Regions from separate parts of the Mus musculus genome. Here all the other regions are linked to region 2. A link is a loop called in an ENCODE intact Hi-C map of the cell type or tissue named here. Cell type or tissue: heart. All regions are shown on one strand.

Region 1 (8,000 bases), 83 kb after region 2:
TAGGGAGATAAAGAGATAGAGAGACAGAGAGAGACAGACACATACACACAGAGAGGCAGAGACACAGAGACAGAGGCAGAGAGACAGAGAGAGAGACATAGGGAGATAAAGAGATAGAGAGACACAGAGAGACAGACACACATACACACAGAGACAGAGACACAGAGACAGAGGCAGAGAGACAGAGAGAGAGACATAGGGAGATAAAGAGATAGAGAGACAGAGAGAGACAGACACACATACACACAGAGACAGAGACACAGAGACAGAGGCAGAGAGACAGAGACAGAAAAAGAGACATAGGGAGATAAAGAGATAGAGAGACAGACAGACAGACAGACAGACAGACACACACACAGGCACACATATAATAATAAATAATTTAAGGTAATAAAAAAGAACCGTAATCCATACCTTCTCTTACAACTGATGTTTCTGCTTTCACGCTTTGGCTCACTCAGTGAAATTTTCACTCAGGAGCCCATTTTCCTTGATAGTCTGCCCTCACTGAATTTATTTTTCATAAAATTATTTGAAAACTAGTAGCTAAGAGCCAAGGCTTTAGAAAGATTGGATTCACCTCCTGGTGCCCAGGTCGTATAACTTTAGATTACTATTAAACTATGTTATCCTTTGAGTTGCTTGCCTGTAAAACTACACAATGAGTAGCTGGGCATGCAGGTGCAAACCTATGATTTTAGGACTCAAGAGGCTGAAGAAGGGAGGCTTGGGGTTCAAGGTCGTCCTGGGTTAATTTCTCTCAAGTCCAAGCCAAATCAGAAAAGTCATAATGCATGCAAACCTCCCAGGACCACAAGCTGTTCAGCAAGGGGAAAATTAATAGAAACAATTCTCAGAATTATTCAAGGTCCAGTTGAGTTCATTTCTTCCCTTTTTTTTATGGTTGTGTTTGTGTGTACATGAGTGTACGTGCATGCAGAGGCCAAAGAACAGCACTGTTGTAACTTGGGTGCTGTTCACCGTGCTGAGGCAGGATCGCTTACGTGATTAGAACTCCCTGAGTAGGCTAGGCTGTCCTGTGAGCCCAGCGTACCTATTGCTCCTGCCTCTCCTGTGCTGTGTATGTTTCCAAGCATGCACCAATGCACTTGCTGCACTTGAGTTGTTTCTTTTCATTTCTACCCCTAGGCTTGGGGCTCGCACTTGGGTCTTCATGCTTGAACAGCAAGCCCTTTCCTCACTGGATTATCTCCTCCGCCCTAATATCTTCCCTTTCGACAGTACCTCTGAAAGCAGATTCAATATCAAACTCTACTAACGAGCTCTATGAAAGAATAGGTCAGATAACTCTGTTCACACTTATGTTAGCCCGAGTTCCCTAGGAAGCAGGGTCTGCGGCCCAGATGAAACAATTTAGTTGCGCAAACAAGGTGTCATCTCGGAGCAGTGGGACTGAGGGAGAGAGAGGGTATTCAGTGAAGAAGGTAGCCTAAGGTTGCCATGCCAGCTCAGCTGTTGCTTCCAAGTAAACCGGAGAGAGACCATGACATTTGCTGTGTTGCACTATTCACTGGAACCACACTGGAAGGGCGTGTCTGCGAGTGAGCGTGAGAGAAGATGAGAAGAAGAAACAGAAGAAAGAAACTGCTGGTTTGCACTTGCTGTCCTTGGCTTTTATTAACTCAAGTTAACCCCACCAGCAGTCCATTCTCCTGTGTTTCCAGACATAAGAGCAGATTAATGAAAATGCTAAATCGTACACCCCCTGATGAGGTGTTTCAACTGGACCCATAAGTGGTATAAGTAGCCAGAGACTATGTAGGTGACTTCCTGGGTAGACAGTATCCTCCAAAAAAACCACTTAGTTGGTACCAGGAAACAGACCATGTGGTGCACAGAAGGCATAAAACAGAAGTGTCCACAGAGTAGCTGATGATCTAGAAGGCAGGATAGACAAGGCCAGTGGAATCCTAGGCCAGGTTTGAGCTCTCTGTTACAGAATATTTTCTATCTCATAGGTTCTTCTAGAGTGAGGCTATTTGTTTTAATCCATGACTATTCCATAACATTAATATTGCAGACTGTATGGTAGATGAGATTTTTGAGTTCACAGTTTACTAGCATTTCAAATATAGCTATCACGGAAGGGTAAGAGGTGCCTGGGTGCCTGTTGAGCAAGATGGGGGAAGAAAGTGCTCAACTCTTTGACCTGAAGTCAACAGTGGAGCAGGTTGAACCAGGCACTGATGGAGAAAATTGACCATCAGTTGGAAGAGTATCTTGTTCCAGAGGAAGCCATGAAGCATCCTAGCAGCAACCAATCAACAGCTGGAGGCAAAATACTATCCCAGGAACAGAACATGGGGCTAAGGAACCAGTCACTAAACAGGGGTTCAAAATGGGGCTTCAAAGCCAGGAAAGAAACTTGATTCTTTGGAACTTTTTTCTGGTTTTTGTTTGTTTGTTTGTTTGTTTGTTTGTTGGTTTTTTTATTTTTTTGGTTTTTGAGACAGGGTTTCTCTGTGTAGCCCTGGCTGTCCTGGAACTTGCTCTGTGGACCAAGCTGGCCCCAAATTCAGAGAAATAGATCTGCTTCTGCTTTCCTGGTTCTGGGATTAAAGGTGTATGTCACCACTGCTCAGTTAAGTAGAGAATTCAAATTTGGGCTCACTGTAGCCAAAATAATTAATTTAAGAGGAAGTTTCTGTCTTTTCTTCTTCTTCTTCTTCTTCTTCTTCTTCTTCTTCTTCTTCTTCTTCTTCTTCTTCTTCTTCTTCTTCTTCTTCTTCTTCTTCCTCCTCCTCCTCCTCCTCCTCCTCCTCCTCCTCCTCCTCCTCCTCCTCCTTGTTTTGTTTCCCAGACAGGGTTTCTCTGTATAGCCCTGACTGTCCTGGAACTCACTCTATAAAACTGGCTGGTCTAGAACTCCTGAGATGCACCTGCCTCTGCCTCCCAATTACTGAATTAAAGGAGTGCACCACTACTACCTAACAACACAGCATATACTTTCAACACCACTGAAAATATTAAATGAAATAAGGCTTACAGAAGTTTTAGGTGAGTTCTAGTCATCAACAATTGAATTTAATCAATTATCATGCTTGGTAACGGCGATATAGTGGTGAAGTCTTATTACTAATTGTAGCAGTCACGGGTCTTGGTTCCCAGGAGAGGGGCGAGGAGCAGAAGGAGGAGGAGGGGGAGGAGGGGGAGGAGGGGGAGGAGTCTTTGCTCTAGAGCATAATGGGAGAAGTTCAGATACAGGGACAGAGAATGCAGAACCTTGCCCTTTTAACTAATGTAACCTAACCCGGAGGTGACACGGGGGGAGGGGGGGTGACACCATGGACTTTAGCCTGATGGCAGCCTACGCTCTGTTATCAGCAGCCTATGCTCTGCTATGTACTGGCACTGAGATATTGGAGAAAGGACTCAACAGATGTGAACATCCAGTATCTTGCATCTGTATCCAGTGAACTGCATGAATGATCAGTGTATGGAATTTACTTCTTGCTCTCTGTCCTCACCCCCTACCCTAAATTACCCCATAACATGGCTGCTATGAGAACTTCTAATTCCTGAGGCACACTCATGCCCACAGGCTGATATAACTTGCCATACAGATCCATCTACCACCGTAGCCTAGTGGCATTCACAGAGCTAAAGCTGCCTGGATTTAATAAGAAGGAAAAAAATCTCAAAGAATACATATTTACGACCCTTTCCCCACCCCCAAATGCAAGCCAGTTTAGAAAGAAGTTTCCATTTTAACTGGGTATACAATTATTCACTAAATAAAATATATATTAAAAGAAGGAAGTCATCTCCTTCATGGGTAGTATTCATTGTCAATTTAAATTATATTTCCTAGGGCTCAAAAAAAATCTGTGTGTGTGTGTGTGTGTGTGTGTGTGTGTGTGTGTGTGTGTGTGTGTGGATGTGGATGTGGATGTGCCTGCGCTCATATGTGTGTTGTGGGGGAACGTGACTGCCACCTCCTGCCCACTTCTTCAAAACGGAGACTCTGTAGAGGAAGCCTGGCAGAGGCTCACAGTCCCTGACTTTTGTTTTGACTTCCATGCCTTTAATGGCTTTTGGTGTCATCGTCAGCCAACTCTCTATGTCTATTGACACTCTGGAAACCACACAGATAAGCAGTTTTGAGCTGGCCTGCTCTGTTTATTTTGGCTCCTACCACCGATCACACATTTCCCTGCTAGAGCCCCCGAAAGCTTTGTTCTAATCCAGAGTACTTTTTCTCTCACGTGCTCGACTTTTGGAGTCTGGATTGCTTTGCCTTTTCAACGTTCTTTCTCTGTTGCTTGTGTGTGGTTGTGACCTGTTACCCAGCACACTCTTCCTTAACACAGGCAGACGAGGGCTTGTTCAAGACAGGCAATGCACACCTCCTGCTGAGAGTCTGAGGAGATGCACATGTGGAGGACTCTCCATTCATGTTTGCCGTCACTAGAAGCCAGATGTGCTGGAGGGATAGAGACTTCCCCTGTGGCTTTCCACTGGGGAGTGTCAGAGATAGTCCCCCTCTGCTTTTTAGAACCAACCCATGCTATCTCTTCGGTCTTCAGTCTGGTCACACTCTCTCCAATCATTTAAGACATTTCTTCTGGCACTCCAAATAATATGAACACTTTTACAACAGCAACAACAACAACAACACAACAATAATAATACATGCCATATAGTTACTATCTTCATTATTTTAAGTGTAAAGTTGAGTGTTGCTAAGTGCTTTCACACTGCTGTGCAAACACCACCACTATATTCTCCAGAAATTTTTCTTTTAACAATTTTATGTTGGAATGCCACTCAAGAGACAATGATGAGCTGCTAGCCCCTCCTCCCGCTCCCAGCAGCTACCTTTTCCTTTCTGATCTGAATGGATCTGAAGGTTCTAAGTATCTTATGTAAGCAGCACCAGCTCTATTTGTCCCTTAGTGTCCAGTCACAGCACTTAGGGTAACTTTATCATGCTTTGTCTGTACTCGAGGTTCATCCACACCACAGAACATGACAGAATTTCATTCCTTGTTCAAGCTGAATGACATCCTGCCACATATGATACCACGTTTTGTTGGCACATTCCTCTGCTGGTACATATTTGCTTTCTTCCTCCTTTTGGCTGTGCTGATTGATGTTACCATGAATTCTAACACCCACTTTAAAAGTCTTAAGTATTGACCTAAAGGTGGAATTGCAAGATTACATGGCAATTCTGCATTTATTTTTTTTTTAATGAGGAAAATCCAACCCTATTTGTTTCATTGTTGGCACTGGTAAGAGGTCCATTAAGGCAGAGACGGTGTCAGGGGATATATGGTGATTTGCTCCTATAGTTGGGGCTTCTCACATCTAGCAGATCAGAAAGTAGAGAGGTGGCTAAGTGGAGGGTCAAACTATAACCCTCAAAGTCATACACTCAGTGAGATACTTCCAACAGATGTGTCTGGTGCCACTGAGGTCTTATAACCCTCCAAAGCAATGTCACCAGCTGGGGACCAACTGCTCATACCCATGATCCTGTAGGGGAGAGTTCACAGTCAAACTGTCACAGATCCATAACACATCCATGGCAGCAGCACCTGATATCTATTTTTTAAATCTATTTTATTATAATTTTTCTGTTTTGATAATTTCATATATAGTCACAATAAAGTATGATTATGTCATCTCCACATTTCTCTTTTCTCCAAGTGTCCCTGCAATATGTCCCCCTCCTTACCTTTATGTCTTTTCCTCTTCCTTTCTTCTTCTTTTTTCTAATACACTGAGCCCAGTTAGTGTGCCCCTGTGTGCATGGGTATGTGGACATCCAGTAGAACATGGGAAATGTACCAATAAGAACACTCTCCAAGGAATCATCTTCTCTTGGGCAGCTTTCAATAGTCATCTTGGTAGCTTTCAACAGTTCCTCCGTGAGGAGTGGGGGTCTGGAGAGCACCTGCCCCCTCTGCGCCAGTGTGTTGGCTATCTTGATCTTGTACAGAGAACCAGAGCTGCAATGAATTCATGATTACAACATCATGAATTACAACTTCGGTGTCCCGAAGACAACACTTTATATCATGTCTCCCCATCCTTCAGCTCTTCCACTTTTAACACCCTCTTCTGAGATGTTCCTGGAGCCTTAGGGAGCCCACATTTGATAAAGTTGTCCCATTTAAGGCACAAGAACTCAGTTTCTTGTTCTCTACATATTGGCTGCTGCTGCCCACTTCAAAATTAGTAGTCTTTGACCAAGGCTGAGAAAAGCCCAGGTCTATAGGTATAAACAAATGTTTATCAGGCAATTTGACAATGTGACCATTTAACAAAATAACCATAGCCTAGGACCTCCCAGCCATGAACTTTTGATCAAGATTAGAGCATATAAGCCTGGCATTCTCTCCTGTGGAAGAGGTCTTAAACCCAATTTTTTTTAAAAAATGTAGTTACCCAATAGCAGCCATGCCACTATTGTGACAGCAGGCATGGTGACTGCAAGGATGCTACGGTAGCTGCAGGCTCCAGGGTTGGTGAGACCACTGCTGTCTCTTCTCCCCAGCAGCCTGCATAGCACCTGCCAACAGTCAGCTTGGGATTGGTTTCTCCCATGTCCTGTAGTCAGTGTGTGAGTAGCCCCATTTTATGCCACCACATTGCAACCAAGGCTGTTGCAATAATTTATATTTCAAGAAGCAATGGACAATGGTTTCCAGCTTATCTCCATACCTTGTCTTATTTTCTCTTATTATTTTGTTTTGGTTTTGTTTTTTTCAATTGTTGTTTGTTGTTTTGTTTTGTTTTGTTTTTGAGACAGGTTTTCTCTGTGTATCCCTGACTATCTTGGAACTCACTCTATAGAATAAGCTGGCCTCAATCTCAGAGATCCCATCTGCCTCTGCCTCCCAAGTGCTGGGATTAAAGACATGTGTCACCACCACACCAGGCTTGTTTTACCTCTTTTTAACAGCCAACTAGTAGACATAAAATGATATAGCTACACTTAATTTTAATGTATTTAAGCATCTGTCCTTCCAGTCTAACAAAACATTTTGAATCCCTGTCAATGTTTGAATAATTCTACATCTTGGTTTTATTACGATACCATCTTCTTTGGGTACGTAGTGACAGAATCATCTTCTGACCACCCCAAGATGCAGGTAAAGAGATGAATGGAAGAAGGGTGAAGGGGGCGGGACTTTTCCATACAACTAGATTGGTTATCTGGAATAGCAGAAGATCCTTTCCATATTTCTGGCACAAGCAGTTGGTAGACAATGGAGCCAACCACCAAGCTAGAGAAAAGAAGGGGCAAGGAGGGCAGCTAGAGGGAAAAATAACTGTGATAAAGTACTTTGCACATCATGGACAGGTCTGGTCAATGTGCAACTGAATCTAGAAATGGAGTGTCTTAGTTAGGTTTTTACTGCTTTGAACAGACCCTATGACCAAGGCAACTCTAATAAGGACAACATTTAAATGAGACTGGCTTACAGGTTCAGAGGTTCAGACCATTATGATCAAGGAAGGAACACGGCAACATCCAGGCAGGCATGGTGCAGAAGGAGGTAAGTTCTACATCTTTATCTGAAGGCTGCTAGCAGAATACTGGCTTTCAGACAGCTAACATGAGGGTCTTAAAGCCCACACCCACAGTGACATACCTACTCCAACAGGGCTACAACTTCTAATAGTGCCACAACCTGGGCTGAGTATATACAAACTATCACATGGAGATAAAGTAGGGACCAAGAAAGAAAGTTTTGAGTGATTAGTGTATAGTGAAGCCGTCAGGCTGAGGTCTTTGCCTGTGTGCCAGCTGAGAAGGGAGTGTCAGGAACAGATCAGTTGGATCCACTGGTAGCTGCGAATGGAATTATAATAGTGTGATAAAAGTGATGCCTTAAGAACCTGGGAAAGAAAGATTTTAAAAGCCACTGGCTTCAAACTTGCACATTACATAAGTAAAGAATGAAAATGATCTGTTGAATCTGGTTCCCTGTGCAGTCACAAGCTACTAATGCTCATACCGTCATGGC
Region 2 (8,000 bases):
CACACACACACACACACACACACACGAGCCCCACCAACACTACTTACCACGTTCACAGGAAAAGGATATTTCAAATCTGTGAAGCTTTCTTTTGGTTTTGATTCATTTATAATTCCTCCCTCAGTGTCTTTAGAAACTATTCAGGGAAAAATAATGCAAACATCTCAACTCTAAAAATAAACGCAATCAAATTTAGTTTGATAAAAATTAGTTAGGGGGCCTTGGAAAACACCACCAGAAGAATGGAATGAGTCATCTAAAAAAAGAAAAAGAAAAAAAGAATACAGCTCAGTTAATAGAGTGTCTCTGCTCATGTCTGTGTCTGTCTAGCACACAGGAAGTCCTGGGTTCTACATCCAGCACTGCGTCAACTGGGTGTGGTAGCACTCACCTGTAATCTTGGAACTTGATCAGTCAAAGCAAAGTCCTACTATGTTCATGCTCATCTTCCAGCAGTTTGAAGCCAGCCTGGACTATACGACACCCTGCCCCCAAAACAGAATTCTAGAGCCAGGTGTGATGGTGTATGCCTCAAATTCAAAATAAATTTGATGCCAGCTTTGGCTATACAAGATCCTGTCTCAAAGAAATAAAAGTAACTAATTAGTTATATAAAAACAATAATATTACAAACAAACTACAAAAGCTCATTACAAATACTTGCCATGCTTATTATAACAGTTTCTAGCTAGAAATTAATTTTTGAACCAATGAGTTTTGGTTTGTTTTCTTTGGGGGAGTGTTTGTTTGTTTGTTTGTTTAGTTGTTTGTTTTGTTTTAAATGAGAACCAGAACTCCCAGCAATCTTCCTGTTTAGGCTTCCTGAATACTAGGATTATAGATGTGCCCAGCAGCAAAGCCAGTGTCTATTAAGAAGGTCTTTAGAAATTCTGTACATAGAATGCCTTAACATGAGCCACTCTGGTCCTATAGCCTGCTTTCCCATTAAACATGGGATTGCTACCACTGAGAGTTGGGCAAGCCCTCATTTTATAGCATTCACTAGAAATACCCATCATTTGTTGGAAGTCTTCCTTTCTGAGTAGCATCTCCAAACAAATGCTTAGACGTGAACAATCTTGGTGATATAAAGAACATAGGTGCAAAGGGTCCAAAGCCTAAGAAAGTGCAGTCCTAGACGTATTACAATATGTGTTGGGCAGGTTCCTTGTTTGGTTGGCTTTGGACTGTTTACTTGTTTTTGAGACAGGGTTTTTCTTTGTAGCTGCAGATGTCCTGGAACTCACTCTGGAAACCAGGCTAGCCTGAAACTTAAAAGAAATCCACTTTTCTATGCCCTCTGAGAGTGCTGAGATTGCAGGTGTGTGCCACCACCACTCAGCTTTGGACAGTTTATTAACACAGGCAATGTCCAGAGAAGAAGTCGGCATAATTCCAAATTGATTAAAATGATTACTTTTATAGGGCAGACTTTTTACATTGGGGAGAAAAATAGGGATTCTAGAAATTACAGATGAAGTGCCAATATTACTCAATAGAATATACTATCTAATAAGCATGGGTGATTGAAGTCATAACTTGCACTAAAGCTTCTAAATTCCTAACAATAATATTACAGGAACTGGTCATAGTAACAGCTCTAGTTTTTTAAGATAGTCTCATAACCTAGTTTGGCCTCCAATTTGTCACTTGCTAAAGCTGGTCTTGAGTTCTTTATCCTCTTGCCTCAGCCTCTCATTTGCTGGTATTAAAAGCTTGAATCACCACTCCCTTGTCCAATTTCTATTATTAACGGGCTCTGGGGACAGAATTGGGTTTATGTGACAAGCCCCTTTACCTCCTAAGACATCTCGACAGCCCTGGAGAGTGTTCTGTGATGCTACTAATGTTGGGGATCAAATACTATGTATGTAATGTCCTTTTGTAGCTTTCCTGATATTTGGAACTAATTCGATTTTTATACAAATATGTAAGTAGTTTTATATGCCTCACTTCTCCTGACTAAGACTACTTTAGGGGTTCTTCTTGGTTTTTGTTAGTTTGTTTTGTTTTGTTTTGTTTTGTTTTACAGACATGGTCTCATATATCCTAGGATGGCTTCAAACTCAATATTTAACTGAAAAGCTTCCTGCTTCACCTTCCTGGGATTGCTGCCATACCTACACCAGGTTTATGATACTGGGGATGGAACCCACAGCTTTCTGCATGCAAGAAAAGCTCTCTGCCAACTGAGCTATGTCTCCATGCACATATGTAGAGATTGTGTGTGTGTGTGTTCAGTCACTGAGTGATTTTCTCATCCTCACTACTTAGAGTGTACTCAATTAAAATCGGATATACACAATGGATGCAACCAAAGACCCCTTCATCTTTGTCTTTGTGTCTTGACTAGAACTGGGGCTTCCACACATCTACAACTGCCCCGCTTTCTCCAAACAAGATCCACTGTCTGGCAGAGCTATGAAGAATGCACGTCCACAGGATGATGTACTCAGAGGTGGGCAAGAAGATTGACCTCCCGTCACCAATGAGCCACCCTATGCTCCGATGTCATGAGTCACCTTGTGCTTGGAGATAAGTCCAAAAGCAGAGCTTTATCATCCACTGAAGCAAAATAGACACACTTTTCCATTATGCCTGGCTCTCTAACGAAAGCCTGAGGAAGTGAGTGGAACATGAAGTCACCCCTTCCGCCCCAGCAGACAGATGGATAGAGACATTCGCATTTGTTCCCGGCCCTTTGTCTTCTGAGCACTTTTGGCATTTCCTTCAGGAAGCTGGAGGTTATGACCTAAGGTTTCCTTAGCGAACACACTCTGTTTCCCACAGTTAGCCTTACCCAGAAATGACATCTACTCTAGTAGGTGAGGTTTATCTTCATGTCCCAACTGTGTCCTGACCTGTGTAAACTCAATGACACTTGAAAACACAAACTCTGAAAAGTAGCAATAGGCTGACCTAATCTGCAGCAAAGATGGCGGTAACTCTGAGGTAACTGTTAGAACTTTATGCTACATGCCTTTGTTTCACAGTTGCTTTCATTTTAGTAGGACCAGTTAAATGGGCAAGAACCGAGGAAGTTTAAAAGCTGTGGGAGGGGTGAACATCCACCCACTATTCCACTTGTTACATGTTATAATTGATATCGCATAGTTCCATAGTGTTCTCATAAGATCCTAAGGCAATGTCCTAGAATGGGACAACTTAGAGGCTGGAGATGGAGCTCAGTGGGTAAAGTGCTAGCCTAGCATGTGTCAGGACCTGGGTTCAATCCCAGCCTTTCATAAACCTGGGCCCAACATAGAAGAAGAAGAGGAGGAGGAGGAGGAGGAGGAGGAGGAGGAGGAAGTGGGAGGATCAACAGCCCACATTCCTCTTCAGAGCAAGCATGAGGCAAGTCTAGAACACATGAGACCTTGTCTTAAGAATACACAAACCAAAAACTTACACAGCACTGACCAATTTAACATTATCACCCATTAGCCATGTTTTCTCTTTCCCAGTATGTTGATAAAAGGCCAAGTATGTATGCTTTTGCTGTGGTGTTTGAACTGATCATTTTAGTCATAATTTAAAATAGATTTAAGACTCCATTGCTGAACTTCAGAAGGCTGTATTTTAGGATGGAATTATCGCACTTGGTTTTGTTTGGCCTCACTGCACTTTAAAATTGAAATAGTTGTATCTATTTGCTGTGGTCTTAGAAGGTTGATGGTTTTTCTCATATTCTCCACGTGTCTCTAATGCTAATTTATTGAAGTTTCTCTTCCTGAAAAAGCTAGAGTGGTTTCTAAACAAACCACATTTTTTTTCATACCTTACTTCATCAAGGTAAAAGCTTTTAACTTCTCTTAACTTTTTTAAATTGGGCCTTACCTTTAACTCCAAATCTCAGTGAATGATTTTTTAAAAAGTTTTCTTCACAAAAGAATCTTTTAAAAAAATCAGTTTATTAATGTTTAAAAGTTGATAAAGCTATGTGCAAAATGATCCACAAAAGTCAGGAACCTATTAAATACTATTTTTTAAAAAAGACATTTCTTGGCTTAATTGCACTCACTGAACACCAGACTAAAGAGACTAATATATTTTTATTCTCTGTAACATTTATAACCATCATCAATACCTAGTGACAGCCGAAATAAAGAATTCCTGATGTTCCCTGTCAGTTAAAGTAATGCTTTTGGGGAGTGGGGGGTACAAAAGGATGACACTTTCTTAAGAACTACACATTCAGTGGTGTTAACACGGGTTAGGAAGAAGTTCAATAAGATGACCTCAAAGAAACAAATACATTCGAAAATCAGAAAATGTTCTTTAAACAAAATACAACTCTCCCCCAGTTGGTTGAAATGGATCACACAACATTCTGAAATCATCAATAAAAGTGCCAAAGGTGCTGTAGGGGTTAGAGAAAGACAGCAAGAAACAGCTCTTGGTCTGCACGACTTAACTCTCACATTTCACCTCATGCTGTAGATTTTTGTTTGTTTGTTTGTTTGTTTGTTTGTTTTTTGCTTTTCCCGTATCATCTAAGATTCTGCCCAGTATAATTCAAATAAAGTAGACTTCGTTATTCTTTGTTACTCTTCATTCACAACCATTGTGGTTGTAATGGGAATAAGGAACATGTGACAAAAAAGGAACACATTTTCATCTTAAAGATGGCCTACCAAATTCCCAACAACTTGACCCAGTTTACATGGAAACTTTGGCCTCAGCAAATAGCCTTCCCAGCAAATAGCTTGCTCACTATAATCAAGAAATAGACCCCTCCACAACCTCCTTCTGATGAACAAAAGTCAGGCAGTTACGATATAAAGAAGGGGTGGTAAGGGGAGACAGGGTGAGAAGAAACCGGAGGGTGGGGACATGTACACCACCCAACCAAGCTAAAGGGCACATACTCACTTTGACATTACAGTGAGAGATCACAACACTTTCTCTTGGGACCTTAGTCTTTGAGGAGGGACCAGATGAGCCCTCTGGGAGCTTGACAATGCTAGACCTTTGGCTCAGTGCAAAATCAAAGCTCCAGGGTACGGGGGAGGGGGGGGCAGGAAACCCACTGCAGGCCAGACCTGATCTCCACCCTTCCCAGTGCATTGTTCACAATTACTACCTACCTACATCATGGTATCACCAGGCCGCACATTCTCCCTTCCCTCCCTCTCTCAGGCTCCCAGTTGCTCCTTCCTTGCAGCAGTGGAGAGCGAGAGACATTTTTGAAATGCTGGGGTAGTGGGTGATCAAGTCAGAATGCTTCCCTCAGTATCAACAGCTTCTTCAGGCTTTAGGAAGAAGAATTGACGTTTCCAGACGACATAATGGTCTCTGGGTTGTCCCCATCGTCCTTCTGGGGGTGAGAGGAGTTGTCTGATTTGCTGCGGCTAAATTCCATGCCTGGGATGATGGGCCTCTTGAATTTGCCAGCAGAGTCTCCGTTGGGGCATTTGCAACAAGATACGATCCGGATGAAGGCCCGGCGCATCTCCTTGTTGGTCAGAGTGTAGATGATGGGGTTGGTACCTGAGTTCAGCACAGCCAGAACCAGGAAGTACTCTGCTTTGTACAGGATGTCACAGGTCTTCGCCTTGCAGCCCACATCTAACAGTAGTAGGATGAAGAGAGGGGCCCAGCAGGCAATGAAGACACTCAGGACAATGATCACCGTCTTCAGCAAGGCCAGAGACTTCTCAGAACTGCGACTGGCCTTGGAGATGTTCTTGCGGAAGGTCAGGCGGCGGCTTCGAGTCCTGACCAAGGAGTAGATCCTGCAGTAGAGGATGACGATGGAAAGCAGGAGCAGAGTGAAGACGGTGGTGCAGAAGAGAATATAGTGCTTGTGGTAGAGCGGGAGCACGGTGGAGCAGCTAGACAGCGAGCTGATGCAGTTCCAGCCCATGATGGGCAGGCCCCCCAGGATGAGGGAGATGACCCAGCAGGCGCTGATCAGCAGAAAGGAGCGCGAGCTGTTGCTCCCGTTGTGTAGTTTCATCTTCAGCATGGTGATGTAGCGCTCAATGGCGATGGCAAGGAGGCTGAAGACTGATGCAGAGAGAGCCACAAACATACTCCCTTCCCGCAGAAACCACTGGGCAGGTGTGAGCTTGTAAGTGGTGGCCCCAGACAACAGCAGGTTAGCTGTGTAAGCCACGCCTGCTAATAGGTCCGAGAGGGCTAGGTTGCCTATGAAATAGTACATGGGCCGGTGGAACTTCTTGGTTTTCCAAATAGTTAGCAAGACAAATATATTCTCTAGGATGATGAAGCAGCAGATGAGAATGAACACCACTGAAGTCAGTTTAATGCCATGGTCCTTCTCCGCCCCGATGTTCAACTTGCCTGTGTAGTTGTAATGCCGGACTATGATATCATAGTTCCCATAGTCAGAGACTGAGCTGCGGAGAGCTTTAACCTCCGGGATGCTAGTGGACACCATAGCTGCTAATTGTGTCCCCAGGAGCCTGGGGTGGTATTTCTCCAGGCAAACGCTAGAGGGCGAGGTTGAGTGAGCCTTCAGTTACAGCAAAGCCAGGTCAGCGAGCAATCCAATGCTTTTTTCTTTTATGGAGCTTTTCCTTGGCTGGAGAGGCCTCCGAGAAACAGCAGCCTTAAACAAGTTACAAAGAAAAGAATCAGGGAAAATGCCCAGCACACTAGCATAATTCATTCTAGCCAAGGCATTGCTCCAACTTTGTTGATGATTTGTTTTAAGGATACAGGACACAGGGAGGATTTTTTTTAACTCAAATGGTCATTTCTATTAACAAAACAAAAATAAACAAACAAAAGAGAAATGAAGTTAGAAAGAGAGGTAGAAAAAACAATTTACCCAGACTCTGAGGAGACAAAACCTTCCCTTGGGTCACTAAATCCACCAAGATGGAAATGAGAGCCACCCATTCTAGTTTTCGAGCCCACGCCATTTCCACTGGCATTGCCACGTTCAGTGTCCAGCCCTGAGATTCCTTCAAGCGAAAATCGACTGCTTGCTCACAGAAGGCACCAACTGCCCATTCTGGGTGCAGGGCAGACATGCATACCCCAACACACACACACACACACACACACACACACACCTCGAAGAGACCAGCCCACCTTCTCATTACCATGCCAAAAAAAAAGTAGCTTTGTAGGAGGTCATTTGACAAGTAAGCCGTTTTCTGGGCTCTATTAATAACTCCCTAGGAGCAGGTGTGCTGAGGGTCCGATGGTCAGAGGGTAAAGCGAGGTGTGGTGTGGGCCGCCAGGCCTTGAAGTAAACAGGAAAGCTTGGCGCCTCCGTGAAGCAACTGCCTATTCTTCTTTTTAAAACTTCTGTCTTTACTCCTCCGCCTCACCCAACCGCCCCACAAGTTCATTTATTACGTTTAAAGGTATTCACGGAGAACCCCTCCTAAGAGATTGCAGCAAATCCTAGACGTTTCTCCATGAACTGATTGCTTAAGAAAGTTTTAACTTTAGCCAACGCTTACTTGCACACACACACACACGAAAGTCACCCTGCTAGCGATAACGAAGCACGCCACTTTGTTTTAACTTCAGGTACATTAATTTCCAGAAACACATACTGCTAAGTTTGCATGGGCACTTTTAACTTCCTCCGCTCCCCACACCCCCAACATTGCCTCCTCTCAACAGAACTAGCAATCCCTAAAGGGCACACAGCACTACTTAAGTTGGACACACAGCACTAAATAAGTACTCTAAAGTCTGCACAGTAATTGATCAACTCTATAACAAATGAGGGGGGAGGGGACCCTAGAGACATTGTAGTCATTTCTGTGACAAAAGCTTACGAAACTCAACATTTCTCCACTCTTATCGCTACAGTCCATTCTCAGGCAATGGAAATTATTGGCGTGGTGCCTGATAATTTTGTCTACAGGATTTCAAAAAAAAAAAAATAATAATAATAAGCGTCTTCCCTTTTCTCCGTTCTAATGAATCACAGCTTCTCTAGCATGCCCTCCCCCAGTCGTTTCTATAATTTGGAAATTAATCTTTTTTTTTTTCTAACTTCATAAACTCCGTGC
Region 3 (8,000 bases), 100 kb after region 2:
GATCTTCTTGCCCTAGGCTCCTGGGTGCTGAGTATAGGGGGTGCACCACCTCCATTACCTCATTAATGTCTGACCTTTATTTGGGAATGCATATATGGCTAGTGGGAATTGAGCCCAGAGCCTTGCACACTGGGCAAACATTCTACCTCAGAGATAAGAGCCCCAGAAAAATATTTATTTTGGAAGAATATTTTCTTTCATAATTGCATGTTCGTATGAAGATTACTAATGATAACACTGATGGGGAACTCATTCCCACCACGTCCTTCATCCATGGCTGTCCATGTCCGCATTTCAGTTTCCCGACAACTCCATCAGTCACTTGTCCCCCAGGCGCGTGCATCAAATAAAGACTTAAAAGCAACACAAAATTACTTTTGCATCAGTAAAAGGCTTTTAACTGGAAAAAGAAAAAGAGAGAGAGAAAATTATCCTCTTCTGCATGCATGGGAGAAGAAGGCTTGTTCACCCTCGCCATTCCTCCTTAGGAACTAATCCAAGTCCCATTACTAACATCAGCTTCTGAATATTTATATAAGGGGTGGCTTCGTTATCACTTGCACTGGGATGAACAGATTACATGAAAAATGTGTGAAGACATGATTACAAAAAATCTTTGATCTTTTAATCAAAAGAGTAAACAGAATTAATTCATTCGGCAAGTGAAATACAAATATTTTATCGTAAAACTGCATTGAATTTGAGATACCAACATGTAATAAATTCTCTTTATTAATGAAGGTTTATTCCCCAGTAATTTCTCTGCAGCTCTAGGCAATGAAATAACTTCTAAAAGAATCAATAAAACATGGTATCAAGTTAACTTATAAAATGTCCATGTGATTTATAAATAAAGCAATATTAATTCCATGGTATATGATTCTGTAAACCTTATAGGCAGACATACCATAGAAAAGTAGATAATGAAAGAGTAGAAGAGTTTCAAATGGAATAAAAAAAATAAGCCTCAGATTCAAAGCCCATTATTGTTTCATTAATGTTTACTTTGTGAAATAAAAAAATATTGTTTTCTAGATCTTATTCTTTTTCTCAATCTAATAATGGAGCTAAATGTATCATTGTAACACAAAGCAAGATACACACTAATGCTGTAACAACAATGACAGAATCAAATGCTAATTCTCTCTAGAAAGATCCTGGAAGACATCATAGAGAAGAGTCTGGGAAGAGATCAAAAGCAGGAAGTTGTAGAGGAAGTAAGCAAAACAGAGCTGAAGGTTAAGAGTGTAGAGTCTTGACCATCAAGCTACATGATGTTTTTCTACTGCAATAAAATAAAATAAAATAAAATAAAAAGCTATAGAGTTACCAGCAAAAATGCAAAATGATCACATATCAAAGATGACTGTGGAGGTAATAACACCAGGAAAAATTTTAGTGCCCAAAGTTCACGTGTTTAGCAGATTCTGCTGAATGCATGCTTAAAAAGAAGTTAGGTCATCAGTGTGCTAAGAGGTATGGTGCATGGAGGTGCATGATGGTGCATGGAGGTACATGGAGGTGCATGGAGGTACATGGAGGTCATGGAGGTGCATGGTGATGCATGGAGGTGCATGGTGGTGCATGGAGATGCATGGAGGTGCATGGTGGTGCATGGAGATGCATAGTGGTGCATGGAGGTGCATGGTGGTACATGGTGGTATACACCCTTAATCCCAGCACTTGGGAGGCTGAGGCAGATAGATCTCTAGGTTTACAGTGCAGTTCGGCCTACATAGTAATATCCAGGTCAGCTGGAATTACAAAGTAAGATACAGTCTCAAAAACAAAATGAGAAAGGGTGAGGGTAGGAGAAAAAAGAAAAGGAAGAGGAGGAGGAGGAAGTGGAGACAGAGGAGGAGGAAAAAATAGAAAGAAAAAAAAATCCCAATATAACTGAGGAAGTAGCATTGTAAAGAAACGGTAACTGCTTCCTATGAACAGGGAAAGGTACACTGTGAGGGAGAAAATCAAGTCAAATTGATATCATAAAAATGTACTGAGTATTTATTTTGGGCCCATAGGTGTGAGTGGTGAATATATAAAAACAAACTGATATATGGTCCATTTTACCAAAGAACTGGATGTAGTGCTTAAAGCATAGGTAATAATATAGGCAAATAACATAATGTATGTTGTATTCCTTCCTTGGTGCCAATCCCATTCTTGGGCATTCTTTTCACAATCTTTCTTAGTAAACCTATGCTTACTACTACTACTACTACTAATAATAATAATAATAATAATGACAAACATGTGTGTACTGAGTGTCCATACAAAATTTGCAAGTAGTAAAGAAAAATATCTCTTATCTAGAGAAGCAAACTGGGTAAAATCCTCATTAAGAAACTGATAGTTTCATAACACTGAAAAATAAATGATAATAATTTTTCAAATCAAAGCACAAAACACCATCTCACATAGGTAAACTGATATTTTTAGGTGTCTGGAGGTCTCAAAAAACTTCATGCTTACGTGTGCATATATTAACATTTTGATGGGACCTAGGACGCAGTGAGAAAGGATGCTGGAGAGGTGACCAGGGGCTGAAAGCAGAGGGACAGACTGCCTTAGTCATATTTCTCATGGTGTTATAAAATACCCCCAACAAAGGCAAACTAGGGAGGAAGGGTTTATTTTGATTAACAACGCTTTTGCCAACAAGCGTGGAAATTACTTGAAGAAGACCCAAGCAAACACATTCCAGGCTACAAGTGCAGCGCCAAAGCTCCAGGACCTCTTAACGTCCAAGATGACAAAAGGGTGTCAACTACCAATATGACTGACTTGTTTTTGTTGCCTACCTTGAACTTGGAAAGAATGGTCATGCCAACATTGCCAGGTTTCTAAGGCTCTGATGGCCAATGGATCCAATGGATCCAATAGGATCAAGAAGCAGGCCAGGCTGCAGCTCTTGTCCCAGCTCAGGTTCCCAGGGCTATATCGGCTGACAGAGGCCCCTGCAGTAAAGATAACGATCTACATTGTAAGAACAGTAGTACTAGGGTAGCTGAATTGCCATCCACTTTAGCAAGGGACACCTTACCAATGGCTACACCACTGAAGAAAATGTTTCTCCCTCCCCCATTAATAATTAACTGCGTATAGATTCTCAGGTAAGAGTTGGGTCTTCTCGAGTAGGAGTGGCATCTTGTAAGCCCATCCTTCCACTATGAAGTCTTTTAAAAGACTAGGTAGCTAGTCCACTAACCAGGAAAGATTCCCACGATCTCCTCTCCACTAAGGAAAAATGCAAGTTATTGAACATTTAATATATTTCCAATAATGGATTATATAAATATAGTCCAATTTCTTAGATGTATTTATTTTTATGTGTATGACTGTTTTGCCTGCATGTATGTATGTATGTATGTATGTATGTATGTATGTGTACCGCATAGTGCCCGAGGAAGTCAGAAGAAGGCATCAGATTCCTTGGAGTTAGGGGAATTGAACCCAGATCCTATGCCAGGCCCTGTGATGGCTCTAACAAGCTGAGCCATCTGTTTGTCTCTGATTACCTACTTTTTGTAACAAAATATGCATGTACGTGCATATTTAAATGACATAAGTCTAAGAAGCAGGAAATCTATAGAATGTAGAGAAGAGGGTAGAGCAGAATATGGTATTGGATTTAACATGAAATGCACATATGTATACACACACACACACACACACACACACACACACACACGCGTGCGCACACACTCACGCACACATGCACAGACACGAACATGTATGCGATGAGGAGGCAGCTAATCTTCTACACAATAGTCCACTGTAGTCCTCATAGTGTTACATGGGCATTTGGCATTTTGTGTTTCTAAGAGTTTTATTTTCTTTTTTAAGCTAAAAAAATAAATGATTGTCATGTGAGAGTAGACAGAGAACACATGGAGGCCAAACCAGGGACCTGAGCACTGCTCAGATCACAAAGAACATTTCATTTCCATCAGGAAGCCGAGAGAGGGACCTGTGTGCTGGCAGCTAAAAGCCCATTGGTGTTGAAGACTTCAGAACTCACAAATGACCAGGATGTGTCCTAACACTGTTGAGAGGCGGGCAAGCTTTGACTAAGCAGTTTCTTGAGTGCAAGGTCAGACTCTGAAATGAGGACGCCAAGAAGTGCTTCAGGCAGAGGACACTGGAGCACACTGTAATCTAAAGCTGGAGAGCCAGCACACTGATAAAAGCTGAGAACTCTGAGCGGAGAGAGTGTGACTGCTGCTTTGTCAAATACTTTTACATTTCTTTTTAAGAGAAACTAACACTGCATATCTAGACTTTTAAGTTTGATTGTAACTTACATACTTGTGTGCACTTTTTTACACTTGCTCACAGAATCATAGTCAAGGGCTTTTGGGAGTGATTTTTAATTCCAAACTTTGGCATTTTGAGACAATAACAGGAACCGGAAAGCAGTGGCTGGGCAGGCTGTCTGAGGTGTGACGCACATTACGGGGCCAACAGCTGTAGTGGGTGTTGCCTTGGGTCTTATAAAATGCAATCTTCTAATGCTGGATCAAACAACCTTGATAGTTCAAAGTGGCAGTAAACCACAACTAAATCCGTTAGCAGTAACACAACCCCGCCCGAAGGTGTGTGCCAGCACACTAGGAGAGAGCACCGTGGTGGTTTGTGCACACATCTCTTCACTATAGGAGCTAAACTGTCTCTCTACAAGTCCTCCAAACATGTACAAAATAAAGCTGTGGTTTTTCAACGTCTGTTTAGTTATTACTACGTGAATAATACAAGATAAACTTTCATCCTTTGTTTCCTTCCTCACCGTCAGTCAGAGACTGGCAACCTTCCCACGTGAGTAGGAAACACATGTTTAAGTGACCTCAGCCTAAAGCAGGAAGAGCCCAGCAAGTGCAGAGGAGGAGATGCGGGGACAAGGAAAGCTGAAATGCTTTCCACATCTAAGAGGACATGATTTTGACTCGATTTAAATTGTCATTTGGGACTGTATGTGGTGATGGTAGAAGGTGGTATACTTAATATAAATCAACCTTACTCACTGTTTTGTATACCAGAATAAGTTGCTGTCATGGCTCTCTTGTTGTCTACTAAACTGTATGACAATGTCTTTTGGCTTATCAGGGTGGCTCATGCCTTTAACCCAGCACTGGAGAGGCAGAAACAAGTGAGTTAGAGGCTACTCCAGGCTACATACTGAAACACTGTCTCAAATGATTTCTTTAAAGTCTTCTGCTAGTAATAACTGCCCAAATTTCCTGTCTGTTATGAAATATAATGCGGCAGCGATGAAGTAAGATGGTACCTGGTGGGCCCATGCCAAGGTGTCCCCCTGAGAATCATGCCATGTGACAGACCTAGTATAAAGGAAGTTTATTGTGGGGGAAGGGAAGAGAACAGGGACCTGGAGAAGGGGTAGAGGCAGAGAAAGGGGAGGGGAGTCAGATAAGGAGTGGCCAGCTGGGAACATGTGGGAGGGGAGAAAGGAGAAAGAGATATGTGTGTGTGTGTATGAGAGAGAGAGAGAGAGAGAGAGAGAGAGAGAGAGAGAGAGAGAGAGGGAGGGAGGTTAGTGTAGCAAGCACAATCCTTTATATGCTTTCTTTCAGCAGAGCAGGTAGTAATGGTAGAGGTGATGATGACTCAAGCTGTTGCTAGGTCGCTGTTGGGAGTAGTCTAGTGGAAGGGTCTGTAAGCCAACACTGCCGAGTATATTTGATAAGTATATGGATGAGATACTGAACATGTAATGAGATAAAGAAAAAGGTTTGGGAAGCATAAGATAGAGAAGGTTGTGGAGAGCCCTCGGTAAGATTTTTTGGGCATTAGATGTCACTTCTAAGACTGTAAATTTCTCCAGACATCCCTGTGCTTATGTGTGTTTCCACTGGCACACTTATCTTACTGCAGTTGTCTTTAATGGGACGATTTCTTTTTCTCACATTACGAGTGTTGTGAAAAACACAGACAAGATCTTTCTTAGAAAATCTTTTGTTCTAGAGATTAGCAAAATGATTGGCTAGCGGACTAAAGTTTATGAGAGAAGGAATGGCTGTATATGAATTGCACATTGATGTGTGGACACAAGGCTCCAAGTGATTTAAAACAAAGCGCTTTTTCAGAAATCACTGTGATTGTACTCCAGACTCTCTCACACCGCTTCCCTCCACTCTCTTTTTTTGTTTTGTCTTTTTGGAACAGAGTCTTACTTTGTCACCTTGTCTGGTCTGGCACTTGCTATGTAGACCAGACTGGCCTTGAAAACTCAAAGACCTACCTGCTTCTGTGTTTTCTTCCTTTTGGAAAATAGTCATTTGGTCACTGCCAAATGTCTTGCCTTGACTCTAGGCCTTGAGAGGTAATAATGAGGGTGGTGCCAAGGCCAAAGGCTGATTTGGGGTGTGCTCACTGGAGTAGCAGAAAGACAGGGTAAACTGTAGAGAGGAACATGGAGGTTTACCACAGAATGACCCCAAATCCATGAGACATAGGATCTTTGAGATGCACCTTGGTTTAGCAATGGGAACAGGCAGAGCTTGTCTCCCAGATCAGTGCAGTAAGTAGCAAGCACAAAGGCAAACCAGAAAGAAAGAGGGTCTAGAATTTTTACTGTGACCAGGGTTGCTTACCTGATCTTTCTCTGCCCCAGAGACAGCATGTCTAAAAGGCGCAACAAAGGCAGGTATTCTTTCTCCAGCTTGGCGTCTGGAGTTTCCTACAGTCTCATCTCCACCCGTGTGTGCCACCCACTGCCACATGCTTCACCCATTTAAACAAAAAGATTCCACTGTCTGTGCTGAAAAAAGGGTGGGCTAAGTGGAGAAAACACAACTGAGGATGAGACTGTGTGTGTGTGTGTGTGTGTGTGTGTGCGCACACGCACAAGTGTGGTGCATACTTTAGGAATTCAGTAAAACAGACTAGAAGTAGAAGTTTAATGAACAATGAGGTAGAAGTATTAGCCAGCTTAAAAATTATATTTAAAACGTCAAGGCTACCAATGTACCTCGGTGTAGAATACTTGGCCAGCATGTGTAAAACCCAGTGTTTTATCCTAAATGAACGCACACACGCGCACGCGCGCGCACACACACACTATGGATTAGTTGGAAAGCAGAATATATTCAGAACTCGGGTAGTTCAGGAAGGAAGCTGGCAAGCAGTGGTGAGATGCATGGTATGGATTATCTCCAGCAGCCTAAACATAACTTAAGGAACCAAGTACAGCTAAGCGAAACCAGAAAACCAACGAGTAATACAGATGGCATGAATTTGAACCAAGACTTCGGTAAAGGGCAGTAGAGAGAACAGCAAAATGGAGGAAGATCTGCGAGGGTCTGCATGCAGACACTGAGCTACAGGGCAGCTGGCACAAGTCCCGAGGCTTTGGACAGGACAGTTAGACTGAAAATGATGTATTCACCGATACTAGGGGAACAGAAAACGTGCCAGACATAGAAAGAAGACGAGTTTACTTTTGGACACATTGAACTGATCCCTCTGCGGTTAAATGAAGCCTGAGCTTCCAGGAGTGCAGGTGCTGCAGACTTGGGTCTCTCAGGAGTTAGGAGGTGGAGCCGAGAGAAAGGTAATTATATCCTAGAGAACTATACTTCCCACGTGAATTAATGCTGTCTCATGGGGGGGTAGGTCAGGTCTCACGGGAAAGGATTACTTCTTCTTCACAGGCAGTCGCTTCCCTCTCACTTCCCTTCCGTGTTACCACAGAGCCAGGGGTCCTCTTGAGGGCATCGGAGCTGTGCTATTTAGACCCTTTGCTACCAGAGTCCTGGCAAATAAAGCCCCTTAGAAGTCGTCTAGCATCTGACATTTTGTTTTAGCAGAACAAAACTGATAAGGCAAAATCAGTAGGTCCAGAATGAAATTTACATACATGAAAACCAGGCACAGAGCAGGGTGGTTAGTGGAAACGTGTTCTAACCTACTGGTGTGAAACATCATCTCTACGTCTTCAAAGAATGTGAGCTGCTCCCTTGGCCTTGGTCCCTTGGATTTCA

The links. Hi-C counts contacts between places; a loop is a spot of excess contacts. Peaks named below come from ENCODE experiments on the same cell type or tissue, not always from the same donor. Only the 100,000 strongest peaks of a DNase experiment are listed, where the experiment ranks them.
Region 1: it touches region 2 in a loop (8-fold over the local background); 14 of 42 quality-filtered maps call a loop at or near these places.
Region 3: a loop joins it to region 2, with 7 times the contacts of the local background. A loop is called at or near these places in 7 of 42 quality-filtered maps.

What each region holds. Positions count from the first base shown.
Region 1 is chr3:115,789,486-115,797,485 of GRCm38, forward strand. No RefSeq gene overlaps it. Among named protein-coding and RNA genes, the nearest start is that of S1pr1, 78 kb to the left of the region's middle. In heart, a CTCF peak has its summit at 4,001 (motif pointing left); a DNase peak (open chromatin) is centred at 4,096; H3K4me3 peaks cover 660 bases; H3K27ac peaks cover 1,197 bases.
Region 2 is chr3:115,706,541-115,714,540 of GRCm38, forward strand. S1pr1 (sphingosine-1-phosphate receptor 1) reads right to left here. Exons shown (of 2, transcript NM_007901.5): 2 at 3,893-6,574. The coding sequence starts at 6,403. The coding sequence ends at 5,255. Among named protein-coding and RNA genes, the nearest start is that of S1pr1, 4.5 kb to the right of the region's middle. In heart, no CTCF peak of the experiment used is centred here; DNase peaks (open chromatin) are centred at 2,691, 5,001, 5,791, 6,451 and 1 weaker place; H3K4me3 peaks cover 4,209 bases; H3K27ac peaks cover 4,091 bases.
Region 3 is chr3:115,811,237-115,819,236 of GRCm38, forward strand. No RefSeq gene overlaps it. Among named protein-coding and RNA genes, the nearest start is that of A930005H10Rik, 73 kb to the right of the region's middle. In heart, no CTCF peak of the experiment used is centred here; DNase peaks (open chromatin) are centred at 4,085, 4,485 and 4,835; H3K27ac peaks cover 3,636 bases.